Linked DNA regions of Homo sapiens: region 2 is linked to region 1. Evidence: read pairs that join two places in POLR2A ChIA-PET (ENCODE). Cell type or tissue: Panc1. All regions are shown on one strand. Each heading gives the region's core, and the rest is flanking DNA. Links, peaks and the distances in the headings are about the cores only.

Region 1 (8,329 bases), core at 112-8,111:
AGATGAGGGTGACACAAAGGTGTCCCCCTGTCCTGGACATGATTTAGAACCCTATCCACAGAGAACATGCCAAATTTTATGCACCTCAGGGCCTTTGCACATGCTGTTTTCTTTGGCTGGAATCACTGTTCTCCCTGCTTTGTGTGTTATGGTTCTTTCTCATCTGTCACACTTAGTTTAAAGCTGCCTCCTGCAGAGGCTGACACGTCGTAGCAGTTGCTCCATGAAAGTGTTGAGTAAATGGATGAAGAATAAAGCTCTTGGCCTTTCAGGGAATAACTATAATGAGAAATTTGGAAGATCTTTCTGCAGCTGAGCCTTTGGAATTTTGATGTCTTCCAAAAGCTGGGGTTGTTAGGAGAAGAGGTACCAAAGTGGGGCTTCATCTGTAAAGACCCAGCTGGAGCTCTTGTTCACGCCTTTCCCTGAGGCTGGAAGGTCTCTTGGATGTCACAGGCTGCCTCTTTAAAATGGAGACAGTGGTGGACTTTCCTCTCTGTTGAGGATGGGAATGAGGATGAGGGAGCAGGCTTGGGGTGAGCCTACCATCCAGGGGCAGTGAACTTTATATGGCGTGGGATGACCAGTGGCCTCCCCTGGGGTGGCTGCTGGATATTGGCTGATGGATGGTAGAGGAAACACTATTCTCATCTCAATTCCTGGATTGGTGTGGGGGCCAAATGAGATCCCATCATTCCTAATTAAGATGTAGTTACATTAATGATAAAGACAACAATGGCAGCTAATACTTAGAGAGTGCTGCTACCTGCTGGTCACTGTGCCAAGCCCTTTAGTGTGCCTTATCCTTGAGTCCTCACCAGCCCCTATGTGCAGGAACCTGCTGAGATGAAGTGACTTGCCCGGGCCACACACCTGGTAAAGTTGGAAACCAACTGGAGCCAGCCCCAGACCTCACATTGCATACCCCAGACCTCACACTGGATACCCTCACACTGCACACCCTCACACTGCATACCCTCACACCACATATCCCAGACCTCACACTGCACACCCCAGACCTCACACTGCATACCCTCACACTGCATACCCCAGACCTCACACTGCACACCCTCACACTGCATACCCCAGCCCTCACACTGCATATGCCAGACCTCACACTGCACACCCTCACACTGCATACCCCGGACCTCACACTGCACACCCTCACACTGCATACTCCAGACCTCACACTGCACACCCTCACACTGCACACCCTCACACTGCACACCCTCACACTGCATACCCCAGCCCTCACACTGCATATGCCAGACCTCACACTGCACACCCTCACACTGCATACCCCAGACCTCACACTGCATACCCTCACGCTGCATACTGCACACCTCACACTGCATACCCTCACACTGCACTGCATACTGCAGACCTCATGTATACCCTCACACTGCATACTCTCACACTGCATACCCTCAAACAAGGCCCTTTTCTGACTGTCACTTGCACCAAACAGAATGCAGAAGTTTTCTAACTTGAACCTTTGAAAATTTTTTCTGTTCTGTGTTTCACGAAGGGATGTGTTAATTGTTGAGGTAATTGCAGAGTTCCCTGGCTTTATAATCACTCATGTTATTTATTGTTCTTGTTATTATTAGTAAAAGCCATAGTAATTCAGCCTTTGGGTTGGAATGGCAGCAGGAGCCAGCTGAGTGACCTTGGCCGTGATATTAATACTCTTTACAGTCTTCCCTCGATTATCCAGGCTAATGGAAAGAGAACCAGTGCCCGCAAATAATCATAAAACAAAAAAAAAATCAATTATCTTCTCAGTGGAGTGTTGACTGACACGTGGGTCCTACGCCTTTTATGAGGCTGGCCTTCAAACACAGCTGCATCTTTGGTGATATTTCAGAAAGCGTGAGGTGGGAAATAATCCCTGTTTTGCAAGTCAAGGATGGAGAAGGAGCCTTTCATCTCTGGATAGAGATGGTGTGTGGATATCACCAGCTGCCAATGGAGGGGTCAGTGCTGTTATTCTCTTTCCTAAAGCAACTCGGGGGTGATGGAGAAGGTTGCCTTAATCCCCTCTGAGCATTTCACTGGCTGATGTGGACTCATGGAAAATGTCAGCGTGCTGGCCCAGGCCAGGCGGGCTGAAGCCAGTGTGTCTTACAGCTCTGTGGAGCAGACGTGGTGTGTGGCTTGAATGGAAAGGTCATAAAGGCCTGGGACAAGTGAGTGGACGGAGCCAATGGCACTGTCTGGTAACACTATATGGAAGATGAAATTGTAGTGTGGAGCTGAGAGGTGCAGGGCTGGGGAAAGAGACCTCAGCATTTTCCATGATTAACTTTCTAATAGTAACCATGCGTGGACAGTGGGTGCTGGGCAGCAGGGAGACAGTCTTCTCCAAGCGTGCATTCATACAGTGCAGGCGGCTTCCCACTATCTTTGGGTTTTCTCCATTTTGTCTGAGGCAGGGATCAGAACATAGACCTATTGTCTTTGATGGCAAAGTGAGGAGGCAGCCAACTTCATGTCCTCCTAATTGACTCATTTCCTCCCCGCTGGAGTCCCCAAAGCATAGGTGACCAAGAGCTCCCTCTCAGCTCTAAGTCATGAAGAAACGGATGCTTAGAGAGGTTACCCAGAAGCTGGGGACAGAGCTGGCACCACACCCAGGCCTCCTCCCTTCCAGTCCTGTGCTTGGGCAGGCAGCCTGTGGGCTTCTTCCTTCGGCCCTGTCCCCTTCCCTCAGTACTAACACGTGCTCCTAGATTTCTGAGCAGCCCCTAGAGAGAAGTGACGGATTCATACTAGAGTGTTCATGACTTCATGTATCACTTGCCTGAGAGTATTTTTAAATGGATGCTGGGGGAGGGCATTGCTTAACCCAAAGGAACAAGAAGTGGACTATGAAATTTCAGTCCCAGGGCCTGCCATGTGTTGGCCTGTTCTGGGTGCTGAAGATATAGTGGTCAGCAAGACACACATCCTCTCTCCTTTGAGACCTCATATTTCACTGGGGGAGGCAGAAACATAGTAAATAAATAATAAACTAACTTCAGATAATGAGAACTGGTTTTAGAATATGAAACAGGCTAAGGGGATAGTGATGTGAGTGCAATGGGGAACCTGTTTTATGTAGTTGGCCAGGGAGGGTCTTTCTAAGGAAGTGGCCAATGAGTGGAACAAGATCAACTTGCCTGGAAAAGGAAACTATGGGGGATCTTTGAGGGAACAGTACTTCAGGTGTGTGGAACAGCAGCTGTGAAGCCTCTGGGGAGGGAACGAGGCTGGCTGCTGGAGAGTTTCCTTGGCTACCCTGATTAACGGCCCCTCTTCCTGCCTCCCTTCCCTATTTTATTATTTTCTCTGGGGCATTTGTCACCATCTTATATTTGTCTTAACACACCTTATATTTCTCTTATCAGTTTGGCTTATCGCCTGTTTCCTCAACTACAATGTCTGTTGCATGGAGGCAGTACTTTACCTGTGTTTTTCAGTTCTACACCCTAGGAATGTGCCTGGGAAATAGTGGTGCTTGATACCTCCTTGTTGAATGGGGAAATGAACAAATGCATGGACTCAGCAAGCAAGGCAGACGGTGGGAGGAGATGTGACCAGGAAGATGGGCAGGAGTCGGAGGGGGAGAGGCTGAGAACACGGGCCCTTCAGTGTCTGTGTCCTTGTCTCACTGCTGCTGGGAGGGGCTGGCAGAAACTGGCCTTCTTGCCCCATGAGCCCCAACTCAGCAGAACCACCCAGCAGGTCTTAGCATCCCCAGCCTGGCTGCTCCCAGTGGATGCAATGCTCATTAACCATGGAGCTGGTAATAACACGCCCATGTCCTGCACTGCACTGGTGCCTCAAATCTATGTGTTCAGCCTTGGTGTAAAATCACTAGGAGCCAGGGACAGAGGGATTCCAGGGACCCCACGCCCAGGGGGCCTGAGAGGCTCATCCTTCGTGTCAGCTTGTGTTTTCCAGGGGTGGTTTTGCCTGCCCGGTTACTGCTGTGGAATTGCCTCTGGCCCATTTATGGTGGAGGCCTGGGTTCCGGTGACACTGCTTTCTTTCTGTACACCTTGAATGAGGTCAGGCAGCTCTTCATAGAGGGAGGAACTCTTCCTGGAGTGCCAAGGGTAGGGTCTGCCTAGTCCCAGTCTCTCCAGCCTGAGTTTGCATCAGGGAGAAAAAGCACCAGCACCTTTTTCACCAATGCGCCCTTCCCCACATTCACACACGCATGTTCACATGCATGCACATGTATGCAGGCCGGCTTCCCCTCACCTTTTGTTTTTTTTTTTTTTGTAAAAAACACACATCCCTATGTCCACAAACACCCTCACCCTCACTTCCTCCCTCATCCACAGACACCTGTTCCCCAGTGATGCACATTTGCTCACACACCTGCAGCTGCTCACACATGCCTGCATGAGAGGCCCTCTCCACCCTTCAGTCTCCCGTACACCGGCAGGTGCCCACCCCACACCAGCCGCTCACACAGGCACCCCCGTTTTAGCCTCTTACACTTGCACAGGGGGCCCTTCACCTGCTTTGCAGCACCGGAGCCGGAGCCCAGACACATGATGAGGCATGAGAAGTGGAAAGTTCTGCAGGTGCTCTGCCCACCGTGCAAAGGAGGAGGCAGAGGTCCAGCTGCCTCTCAGCATATAGAGGCTCAGAGGCCTTTGCAGCATGCAGAGCTTTTGGAACGTATCTTACTTTCTCATTCTTAAATTCATTCGGGTAACCACTGTTTACTGTGCACCTACCATGGGTCAGGCGCTGTCCTCTGCACCGGGCATACTGCAGAAAACGAAGCAGATGCAGGCCCTGCCCTCATTGGGTTAGGTCTAGTAGTGGAGACAGACCACAGACAGGACAAATAGGGAAACAGGAGAAGCCAGGTGGCCATAAGTGCACAAGCACAAATGAAACAGGGAATGGGAAAAAATAGTGCTATGGAGGGTGCATGGAGAGAAAGCTCTTTGTTAAGGGGAGTTTGGAGCAGATTTCAGGAAAGGGCCATGTTGCAGGCAGAAGGAAGAGCAAGTGTGGCCAAGACCCAGGAAGGATGGGAGGAGGGTGGCTGTGGCGGGGCGGAGTAGGGGGGTGGGCTGTGGGTACTCTACATGATGGGGATTTCTTAAACATCTGTCAGACCCAAGAGACTGTGATCCTCTGAAGCCCCTGGATATGTCAAATTCATCTCAGTGGCCTTATGCACCCTTCGCATGCACCTGGTATAGGCCAGTGCTCAGAAAACATTTGCTCCTGGAGAAGTTGCTGGTTCAGTTCTGTGTGGAGCTGCTCTGTGTTCCAAGATCTGCGCTGGCTGCAGGGATAACAGGGATGGAAGAGAACCAGCCCTTCTCTTGAGGAGCTCCCTGCTAGTGAGGGTCAATCAAGTGCCTGGAAGTTGTGTGTGGGCATGCAGAGTGCATGATATGCCAGGTGCCGGGAAGCCTCCCAGCCCAGGGGCTGGAGGGAGGGGCACTGCTTAGTGGGCAGCTCTTTGGAGGAGCTGATGCTTGAACAGAGTCTTCAGGAAGGAGAGGAGTTAGCCCTGGGTGGGGAGGCAGAGAAGGAAAGAGACACTGAAAGCCGAGGGGTGAACCACAAATATTTGGGAAATGGCACCAGCAAGGTGTACAGCAGGGGTTTCCAAAGAGTTCCTGATTCCCTCCTCAAAGTGATGGGAGCCACACTTCCTGGCTTATCAGTTGGTCCTTGCCCTCTGGCTGGTGCTGTGTGTCTGAGAGGCAGCCTAGGAAGACCTCTCTGGGGAGAAGCAGAGAAAGATAGCGACCTCTGAACGTGCTCCCCAGAATTCAGTCACCCCATCCTACCTATGAGAGGGGACAAACTGGCAGTCTACAGGTGTGTTTGGTTTAGCCCATGTGGCTTCATTGTTTTTTAATTTTTTTTTTCATCAATTGCCTATATTTACAAAGGAGATTTTGGATAAAAATCTGGATTGCTAGCTGTTTTTGAAAAAATAAAAGATTGAAAATGTACCTTTGTGTGCCTGTGTCCCCTCATGGTGATGATTGGTTTGGGCAGAGCCATTGCACGCTCTCCTTTCCCCCCCATCCCCCGGTGCTGAATGCAGCACCCCTCACTCACCGTAACAGGCTGGCTCCTGTAGACACATGACCTTGGATCCTTTTTTGGATTAAGGAAGCAAACATGTAGGATTGTGCTTCTGCAAATTCTCAGAGATGGCTTTTGAGCCCTTAAGCTCTTCTGGGGCATTCTCATTTCTCAACTAGAGCTAGCGGGTGAGAGCCCTCTCTCTGTTTTCATCTGCTGCAGGACAGCTGGACTTCACTGTATCTCATAAAGAAAAGGAGGTGGGGTGGGCAGGGCCCTAGGCTGTATTACTGGAAAAAAAACAAAAAAAAACAAAACAGGCAGTAGCTCCTGGTTTCTGTAAAAATGGTGTCTAGACGTGAGTGAAGAGGCAGAAGGTCAGAGGGGATTTGGAAATCTCAAAGGCTGAGCACAGAGCGCCCACAGGTGCAAGGAGAAAGTACAGGGCCAGGGCCAGAGATTTCCTTTCTCTTGTTCCTCAGCTTATTCTTACCCTATTCCACCCACCCTGCCACTGCCAGGTGCTCAGCGAGTCTTTATTGAAAGAGAGATTATTAATATGGTGAAATGTCTGAGATGGTTCTCTCTCCGCATACCCAGTAATACAGGGTCCCTTTGGCTTGTGGGAGTCACATGTGGCCATTTTCAGTAGTTGGGAAGCCTGGGGGCCAGCTGGGAGTTGTCACTGCGTTGGGAATCTGCCTCCTGGGCCTTTTTATTAAGGCGTGGAGTTGTGTGCTGTTCTCTTACCTCTGGTCCCTGCTTGGAGGAAGAGGCTGAACTTGTACCACCTGGGCAAGCCAGTTTGCTGTGACCACACATGGATTAGGTGCCAGATGACCACCTGGGGAATGTGCCAGTCAGGCAGCCAGGATGCAAAGTGATTCGCTTCCCCCTTGCCAGTATTTTCTAGGGCGTGGTGTTTGCCCGCATCTTCTGGTGAGGCCTGGCTATCTCTGAGGGGCAGACCAGCACACCTGTGGGTGCAGCAGCTCACAGGAGTCTGTTGGGCGGCACTGCCAGGCCCTCGGGACCCTGAGTAAGGTCTGACGCATCAGGGCAGGCAGAGGGGAGGCCACATTTCGCCTGCCACTGATGTTAGCGGGGAGGCCCCAGACCCAGGTGCCAGGCGGGCAAATTGATTTTTCAGCCTGCGAAACTTCTAAAGATAGGCACGGGTGGTGCTCTGTGCTGGCACTGGGAGTGACAGGCCATCTGTGAGTCACAGTCCCGCCCGCTGGAGGAGTGCAGGTCCTGGGCAGGCAGCACTGCGGTGAGAGGGGCCCAGATGCAGGAGGGGAGGGCTAATGCAATGAGCTTGAGTCAGCCCTGCTTGCCAGGCCAGGATCCTCCTCCCAGGCCGGCACCAAGGAGAGTGTTCTACTGCCTGGCTCCAGGAAAACTGCTGCTGCCTGTAATTTATGCAGTTTCTATGGCTGAGTGGAGCAGACATGGCCTGAATGGATCATTGGAGTGGTTTGTGCTTCCCTCGCCCTGTGGCCTCACATATTTAACAAAATTGGTTGCTTGGTTTATTTCTTGAATCATCACTTGAAATCTCTCAGCTTCATTCTGAATTCCTCATCCCTCTTCTCCCCTTGTTTCCTATTTTCTTTGAATTATTTGGCTGGCTCTTTTTGATATTTGTGACATTATCTTACATTTATGCAGCACTTTACAGTTTGCAAAGCTCTTTCACATACATTATCCAGGCAACACATATTTACTAAGCTCCAAGGCCTTGGAATAAGTGCTAGGCTCCCGGGAGGCAGCAGTGCATTCGATAGCTACGGTGGCTGCTCTCAGGGAGACAGTGATAAGCTACTGCTAACTTGTAGGAAGACAATAGCGTGAGATGATGCTGAGGGTTTCTTTGTGATGGATGGGAAAAGCCTCTCCGAGGAGAAGACATTTGAACTCAGAGGAAGCCAGCCAGGAGGAAATTTGGGGGAAGAGCGTTCCACGTAGTAGCACCAGCTAGTGCAAAGGCCTGGTGGCAAGGATTAGCTTGCTTGTTTCTGAAACAGCAAAAACGCCACTCTGAGTGGAGTTTAGGGCATGAGGTGGTGATGGTGGGGGTGGGGGAAATGCTGGGTAGGGGGAGGCTGGCAGGGGCCGTTTTTCAGGGCTTTGTTGGCCATGGTGAGGAGCTTGGATTTCCTTCTCAGTATTAGGTGACATATTGGAGGAATTTAGGCAGCCACGCGTGTGATCTGGTTAACACTGGTGAAGTTCACTCTTGTAACAGTAAGGCCAGGGAGTAAGGGCAGGAGTG
Region 2 (8,329 bases), core at 23-8,022, 87 kb after region 1:
CAAGATACCTCCTTTCCACAGGAACGAGACACACTTCCACAGCAGCAGGAAGAATGCCTGTTCTGGTGCAGTCTGATTTTCAAGCAGTTTGTTCTTCTACAGAGAAAATAGCCTAGAAGGTGAGAGGCAGGCCTGGCTGCAGATGTCTAGATGTGCCAAGGCCCCTTGCCAGTGGTCAGCAGGCTGTAGCGCTGGCCTGAGCTTGTAGTTAGTGGGGACTGTGGTTGGGGAAGCCGAAGGAAGCTTGAAGCTAGGTGGTGACGTTGAAGATAAATGTCCCGTGTGTTGAGTGAGGAAGGGACAACTCTGAGGTTGGGGCGTGTTGGTGACATAAAAAGTTTAACTGAGCTTCCTAAATGGGAGGCATTCTGTATTTGGCTGTGGCTTGATGGAATTGCAGTTACCCTTGTGGCGTGGGAATCAGCCTCGGGACCATTAGGATATTATGATACAGTCCCTTGGTGCCACTGATTGGCGGTGTCAAACTCATCTGTCAAAAAATGAAATCGATCAGCCAGGAAGGATGCTGGTGTTGAGGCTGACATACCTTTTGAGCATAATAACTACTGTGGCTTCCGGTGCTTTGACAAAACCTCAGATACATGGCCTTCTGGCTGAGCATCTGTGATTTCATATTGTTGGCGCATTTGTTATTTCCCTGGGGGTTGCAACCCTCTGTAACTTTGCTGTGGCTGAACTAAAAAAGAAGGCATACACGGATTCTACAGAAATTATGATTCTATGAAAGATTTTGAGGAGATGAGGTATCTTTCAGAGTGCAAAGTGATTTTGGAATATAAAGTATTCCTTTGGGAAGAATTACCTAGAGATTTGTCACTGACCTGTGTTCTTGAACTATAAAACATGAATATGTGGCTTAAGAAATAGTTTTTCTTAAGGCTGGGCACAGTGGCTCATGCCTGTAATCCCAGAATTTTGGGAGGCCAAGGTGGGCAGATCACTTGAGGCCAGAAGTTCAAGACCAGCCTGACCAACATGGTGAAACCCTGTCTCTACTAAAAATACAAAAATTAGCCAGATGTGGTGGTGTGCACCTGTAGTCCCAGCTACTCGGGAGGCTGAGGCGTGAGAATTGCTTGAACCCGGGAGGTGGATGTTGCAGTGAGCGGAGATCATAGCATTGCACTCCAGCCTGGGTAACAGAGTGAGACTCTGTCTCAAAATAAAAATAAAAATAAATAGTTTCTCTTGACAAATAAACAACAAATTTTTAAAAATGAAATCACCTTTGTTTTGAAAAATTGAAACTTACCTCATGACCATTGCCTGATTCCTGAGTCCTGCTCCTCTCTGAATATGAAGTTGCGGAGTCTTTTTAAATTCATGAACAGATATCCGTGATCTTTTCTCACCTTCAGGGAGGTTCAAGGCTCCCTAATCTCTACTCCATCCCAATCATGAACACTTCCACCCTCACTCAGTCCCTTCCCCCTCACCATTCATGACCCTCTCCTTCTTCCCTCCCTGCCCCTTCCCCCTCTGTAAGTCTCTCTCGCCCAGGTGTAGGATAAGAAAGTGTTTTGCAACCTGTTTGGTAGTTTTTTAAAAGTTGAAAGTTTAATGATTTGTTGTTGTTTTTTTTGAGTGGGACCAGAGTGTCCCAGCCTTAAATGGCTCTTTTGAAATGACAGTATGGAAGAAACACAACATTGAAAATGGGGACCTTTGAGATCTCTGCTGTCTGGGCCTGGCTCTGCCACCACTTCCTTGTGTGAGGGTGTATCTGGCCTTTCCCTTTCATGGGCCTCTGTTTCTCATTGACCATAGAAGGGATTTAGGTCCCTCATTTGAGTGAGTCTCTTCATTTCTGCATGCCAGTTGGCTTGTTGCTGTGACAGTGACTCCAAAGCTCATCTTCAGGCTTCTGCTTCTGAAGTTCATGAGTCTGACACTGGATGGCTGTACTTGGGTTCCACAGTTGTGAAATGGGGAAATAAGAGAAGCAGGATGACTGCTTGTTTTTGATGGATTTTACGAAGAGCATAACAGAGTAAGAGTAACAGGTGAGCAGGGCCTTCCCAGCCTCACGCAGTGCCTAGAATAGTGCTCATAAGTGACTGATTAAGTGAAGGAACATAAGGTGATTCTATGAGTTTTGTGCAAAGCAATCAAAAAGCCTCAAGGAGGCAAAGTCCCTTTGGCCTCTCATTAAGCACTACTTTATCCCAGTAACCCGAAGGTGCTCAGAAGGGGAAAGGAAAGGAGAGAGGTAGAGTGCAGCTGTGGCTCTGGGAGCCTGGAGTCCTGCAGGTGTGAGAGGCTTGCTGTATGCTTCTCCTGCCCCGAAGCTGAGCATCCCAACCTCCACACCCTTTGCTGTGAGCCTTTTTTTTTTTCAGAGATAGAGTCTTGCTCTGTCGCCAGGCTGGAGTGCAGTGGCACGATCTTGGCTCACTGCAACCTCTGCCTCCCGGGTCCAAGTGATTCCCGTGCCTCAACCTCCCGAGTAGCTGGGACTACAGGTGTGCACCACCACACCCGGCTAATTTTTTATATTTTAGAGATGGGGTTTCACCATGTTGGCCAGGATAGTCTCAATCTCCTAACCTCGTGATCCATCCGCATCGGCTTCCCAAAGTTTTGGGATTACAGGCGTGAGCCACCGCTCCCGGCCTTTTTTTTTTTTTTTTTTTTTTTTTTTTTTTTTTACAACAGACCAGACTTCAGGGGCATGCTGCAAATATCTAGCAGTTGCTGCTGCATTTGTGTTGCAGCTGCCCTAGGGCTGAGCCCTTAGTCTCAACTCAGTGGTCTGCAAGCTGCCTGTGTATTCTTTGGACTGGCTGGAGCCAAGGTAAACCAAGAGGGGGCCCCAGGTCTGCCCTCTGGCTGAGACTCTTGGCTGTTCCTGCATCCATACACTCTGCTTAGAATGTCATAAAAGGATTAGAGAAATCCCTAGGACACTGTTCTGTTCCCAGGGCTGAAAGAGGATTCCTGGAATACCAGAGGCCTCAAGGTATGATTACATTTCAATCCCCATGCAAAATTGTAGAATGTCATACCATCCAGTTTCTCTGTCAATATTAGTTCTATTGTTTGCAATCTGAGAATGGGAGCCAATCTATGGCCTCTCCAGTGCCTGCTTTTGGCAAGAGAGACCATCAAGAGACTGAATGACCAGTCACTGCATGTTTTCTACCTAGAATGATAGGAAACTGGTCCCTTGATGTACTGTCTTCAGGAGGGACATTGGGCTGGCTGATCTGAGCTGGAAATTGATCTTTTATCTTTCTGAACTGGCGCAAGTGAAGAGATGACAGTAGATGTGTCAGGGAAGCGGGGAGCTGCCATCCTAAAAGGAGTAGTTCCCTGCAGCCTGGAGAGGCCAGGGTAGAATATTTCCCAAGAAAATCATGAAGAGGACAGAGAGGATTGGGGAGGCTTTATTGTGTTGGTGACGATCTGTGAATTATAATCAAGGCATGTTGATGGACAAGTCCTTAGCATGTGTTGCCTAACAGTTTATTCCTTCCACCTAACTTAATGGAGGCCCACTCTGTGCTCGCCACAATACAAAGATGTATTGCATTGATACAAAGACGAATCAGCTTTAGTGATTCTCATGGGAGTTGTACTTATAGTAGATTAGCAGGTGCATGGACATGATGTAAGTGGATGGCGCCTCCTTGCACCCTCCCTTGTTATGACCACTGTGAGGTCCTTCTCAACTATGTCTGCAAAAAGTGCCTGCTTTGTCTGTTCTCCTGGGGAACAGAAATGCTGATGTTTCACTAGGCGTTGTTCCTAGGTGAGTATTCTGGATGGTGGTGGTGGAGCCTATAAACCAAAACATGTCTGAAAGAGTTCTCAATCAATTTAGAGGTTCATTTTGCCAAGGTTGAGGATGAGCCCAGGAAAAAGAGATAAAGGCTACAGTAGACTCTGTGGCCTGTGCTTTTTCCAAAGAGGGTTTTGAGAACTTCAGTATTTAAAGGCAGGAGAGTGGGAAGGAGCAAAAAGAGGGACACTCAATAGTGCATTCGGCTCCTGCTCAGTAAATCTTGTATTTTACATAAGATAAAGTAAACATAGAGTAGAGGAAGAAGAAGTCAGATCTGCATTTGTCTTGAGGTGGGCAGAGGGATGATTTCTAGTCTTGTCTTTGTCCCTTACCTGTGAAGATACATTGTCAGGGTGAGAGAGGCTACCTGGGGAGATAGGTGACCTTCTCTCTTGCAGCAATCTGTTTAGGAACAAAGAGAAAGCAGCTTTTGCATGACAAAGTTCACTCTTTCTTTTGGCATAGTGAGTTGAGGGTCCCAAGATTTTACTTTCCTTTCACAAACCAAATTGTGACATGGCTGTGAGAGGATGGTTTCTTGTATCTTGTATCTTCTTGAGGATTAATCTAAATCATTTGTGTAAGAGAAGGAGGTAGACTGGGAATCAGGACTTCAGCTTCTATGCATGGCTCTGACACTCATCTCTTAGTAGGATTTTGAACCCTGACTTGCTTATTGCTTCAGTTCCTCTTGTTCAATGGAAAGGTTGGGTTGCCTGATATATCATATATATACATATATGATAGATACATATTAACATATATATAAATCACAATATTCTTTGGAACAGGAACTCTGAAAGATGCAAATATAGGAATAAAGGGGTTTTGTTTGAGAAAGCTTGCAAGATGTTAGGTCAAACAAAACAATTAAATAGTGTTCTTCTTATTGCAGAACTTTTTAGGGCCTTTAATAGACTACTATGGGGAATTTCCAAAAGAGGGTACAATATGCAGTGATTCTCAAACTTAGTTGACCATAGAATACTTGTGTTGGGGAGAAGCTTATGAAATTAATATTCCTTGGAATTCTACTTTGGGAATTGTAAGGGTAGACCAGCGATGTTCAAATGGTGGCGATTTTGCCCTCGAGGGGACGTTTGGCCATGTTGGGAGACATTTTAGTTGTCACAATTAAGGATGGGGGTGGAATGGAGGAGAATAGCTACTGGATAGATGCCAGGGATGCTGCCAAACCTCCTGCAATATACAGGACAGCCTCCCACAACAAAAAGTTTATCCATCTAGCCAAAGTGACAATTGTGCTGAGGTTGAGAAACCCTGAACTTAAAACCCCCTTCTGTTCCTGGCTCTAACACTTGGGGGATTAGGTGGTTTGGTGACCCTTCCGAACTTGGCATACCAGTTCACCCTCAGGCATCTTTGGCTCTTGAACTGTATATTATTCTCTAGAAGGCAGGAGAGGTGAGGCCTTTCATACTCATCCCTGCAGACCTGCACATTTCTGGCACCAGACCCATATATCTATATATCTATATATTCATTTACCACAGCCCAGCATTCCTGGCAGCCTGAGAGCTGGTGGCTAGTTGAGAAGAACATTTAGTCTCCCTTTCCTGGGTCTTGTTTCCACCCCTAGTGGCCAAGCTGGGGCAGCTCGCTTTGCTCTGTGGTCTGACAAACTTGGATTTCAAAACCCACTGCCTGCCAGGAGCAGTTCCCGCAGACAGAGCTCAGATTCCAAGAAGACTATCTGGCTCTTAGAGATCCATCATCTTTATGAAGTTTTAAAATCACAGATGGTTTTTATGGATATTCAAGGTATTCCAGCCTTTCATGTTTTCTCTTCATCCCTCTTTCTTCCCCAATCACACATTTTTCTCCAGTAACCAAAACACAATAGGTAATGGAAATTCCATTACAGGCTGACCCACAGAGACTGCATGGGACCAATGCAATTATGTCTGGAGCAAAGCACTGTCATGACTAATTAGCCTCTCACATAAATGAATTTTCCTATGGATAACTTCAGAAAAATCAGCCTGCAAAACACACTCCTTATTAGTTTTCCTTCCTTCTCTGGGCTTCGGAGTTAGGCTTTCCCTAAGGATTCTCTCCACCACTGGGCCACGTGAACAGTCTAGCCCATGGTGGAAATCCATTTTCTGCTTGCTCTTCACCCCCTCAGTCCTGTGCTTAGTTTCATTAGAGACTAAGTCTCATCAGAGACCTCGTTATTTTTAGGGTGATGAGCTATTTATTGAGCAACTTGCTTCTCTCTTGGAAGGCAACATAGGCAGTGATGAGCAGGGGCTCTGTCACCCCAGCTCTGCACTGACAGTAACTTTGGGGGAACCTTGGAGAAGCCACATTGGGACCTCCTGGTTTTGTCTTCCCACCTGTAGAGAGGGGCATTGTCCTTGATCTAGAGATATCAGCTGTGATTGAATGAGTGTAATTCACGGAGCAGACTTTATTGGCCACTGAATTTAGAAGGGATTATAAAACACATCTTCCTTCAAAAGGATGCTTAGAGCTGGGCATGGTGGCTCACACCTGTAATCCCAGCACTTTGGGAGGCCGAGGCAGGTGGATTACAAGGTCAGGAGATCAAGACCATCCTGGCCAACATGGTGAAACCCTGTCTCTACTAAAAATACAAAAATTAGCCAGGCGTGGTGGCATGCACCTGTAGTCCCAGCTACTCGGGAAGCTGAGGCAGGAGAATTGCTTGAACGTGGGAGGTGGAGGTTGCAGCAGTGAGCCGAGATCATGCCACTGCACTCCAGCCTGGGTGACAGAGCGAGACTCCATCTCAATAAATAAATAAATAAATAAATAAATAAATAAATAAATAAATAAATGAATGGATGGATGCTCAGGATTGGATGACTTATTGGGCAAAAGCCTGGGCCCTTGCTTAATTGGTTCAGACATTTGTTGAGTGTTACCTATGTGCTAGGAAGTACTGCTATTTCTTCTGAAGGTTGTAGAATCTCTAAATATAGAGACAAAAAGAGAGGGGAGGGAAGGCCCTTGTGAGGTGTTAGCAAAGACCTCCCACCACCACTGACTGGCACTGATTCAGTATCTGTATCTGGGTGCTGTGCCAAGTCATCTCCACATCTCAGCTAACACCCTCTGTGGTGCATATTGATAGTGCCCCCTTCCAGGGGAGGGCACTGAAGCTCACAGAGGTTAAGAACCCGTCCAATAACATCTGAGTTAGTAACTAGCAGAGGTGAGATTTGAGCTCAGTTCTATCATACTCTAAAGCAAGCCTCTTCACTCTGTGTCTGCTGTGAGCATTGTTTTGAATGGGTCCTTGATTCCCAGCCTGTATTGACTTTCCACTGCCTGGGTGCTCCAGCCAGGCTCAGGGCTCTGGGGAATATATAAGTGACCATCTGGGCTGGGACAGCACCATGATGCTGATGTGCACCAGGAAGGGCTGCCTTTGGGAAGAATTGCTGTGCACTGCACTCAGAAATTGCATGTGCTAGATGTTGGAGCTGAACTCCCCTAAGAGGAATTTTCTAAGTGGATTATGAAATCAATTTAGTGAGTTGTAATCAATGTTAAAAAATACAGGATATCAAAGTACATTCCATGTAATAGTGTAGGTATTGTTTCATGAATCCTGTGTTGCAATTACTTGTATAGTAGGTATGTGTGGGTCACGATGTAAAATGTATTTCTTACTTTGGGTCCAGGTCACAAGTTGGAAAGCGTGGCCCTGGAAGGAGGTGGGGCATGCAGCAGTGCTGCAGAGGGAGGTGTGCAGGCTTTGCCCTTTAAGGCTCTGCTGGGGATGCCTTGAAGAAGGCAGAGGGCACAGCAAGTCCTGGCAAGTGGGTCAGCAAACTCACTCTGACTGGCTCTATGAAGTGCTGCAGGGGCTTCAGAGATGTTATAGGGGAGGCCCCTACCATTTGTCAAGAAAGTGGGAGAGAGACTAGCTCTGCTCCGCAAGACAAGAGACTATAATAGTCAACATCTACAAGAATAATAACAGCAGCACACTGTATCCATCTTTAACTAACACGAACTCTAGCGCAGACTGTCTGGATTTATATCCCAGCTCAACCTCTTATAACTGTGTGACCTCGAGTCGTTCACCTAACCCCTCATGCCTATTTTCCTCATCCGTAAAATGGGCATAATAATAGTACATACTACATAAACTTGTTGTGAGGATTCAATGAGTTACTATTTAGGGAGTGCTCAGAACCATACCCAGTAGACAGTCATCATATATACATGTCTGTTATATACAAAAAAAAGTCATATAAGCTTTATATGAGTGCCCAATAGAAAGCTTTACCAAGGCAAGACTTGAAGCAGGCCTTGAAGATTACTCCATTGGATCTTCTTCTTTTCATCTCTGTCATCAATAACTGTTTATTTCAGGGGCCATAAATATGTTCCAGACACTGCAGAGTCCTTCACGTATGTCCTACAGTCTGGTGAAGTGGGACTCATATGCTCATTTTACAGATGAGGAATGAATATTTAAAGAGAGTCCAAGCCAGGCCCCGATTATTCTGGCTGTGTAGTCTGTAC

What was found. ChIA-PET counts read pairs that join two places held together with the same protein. Peaks named below come from ENCODE experiments on the same cell type or tissue, not always from the same donor. Only the 100,000 strongest peaks of a DNase experiment are listed, where the experiment ranks them.
Region 2: POLR2A ChIA-PET joins it to region 1 with 15 read pairs; 2 of 35 experiments call an interaction of 5 or more read pairs at or near these places.

The regions. Positions count from the first base shown.
Region 1 is chr10:77,512,936-77,521,264 of GRCh38, reverse strand. The region is part of intron 1 of KCNMA1 (potassium calcium-activated channel subfamily M alpha 1); the gene reads left to right. LOC124902464 (a long non-coding RNA gene) reads left to right here. Exons shown (of 2, transcript XR_007062205.1): 2 at 1-4,268. Among named protein-coding and RNA genes, the nearest start is that of KCNMA1, 120 kb to the left of the region's middle. In Panc1, for the core only: no CTCF peak of the experiment used is centred there; a DNase peak (open chromatin) is centred at 7,304; H3K4me3 peaks cover 1,184 bases; H3K27ac peaks cover 4,334 bases.
Region 2 is chr10:77,426,022-77,434,350 of GRCh38, reverse strand. The region is part of intron 1 of KCNMA1 (potassium calcium-activated channel subfamily M alpha 1); the gene reads left to right. It also overlaps the pseudogene COX6CP15. Among named protein-coding and RNA genes, the nearest start is that of KCNMA1-AS3, 79 kb to the right of the region's middle. In Panc1, for the core only: CTCF peaks have their summits at 3,434, 3,641, 5,214 and 5,420; no DNase peak of the experiment used is centred there.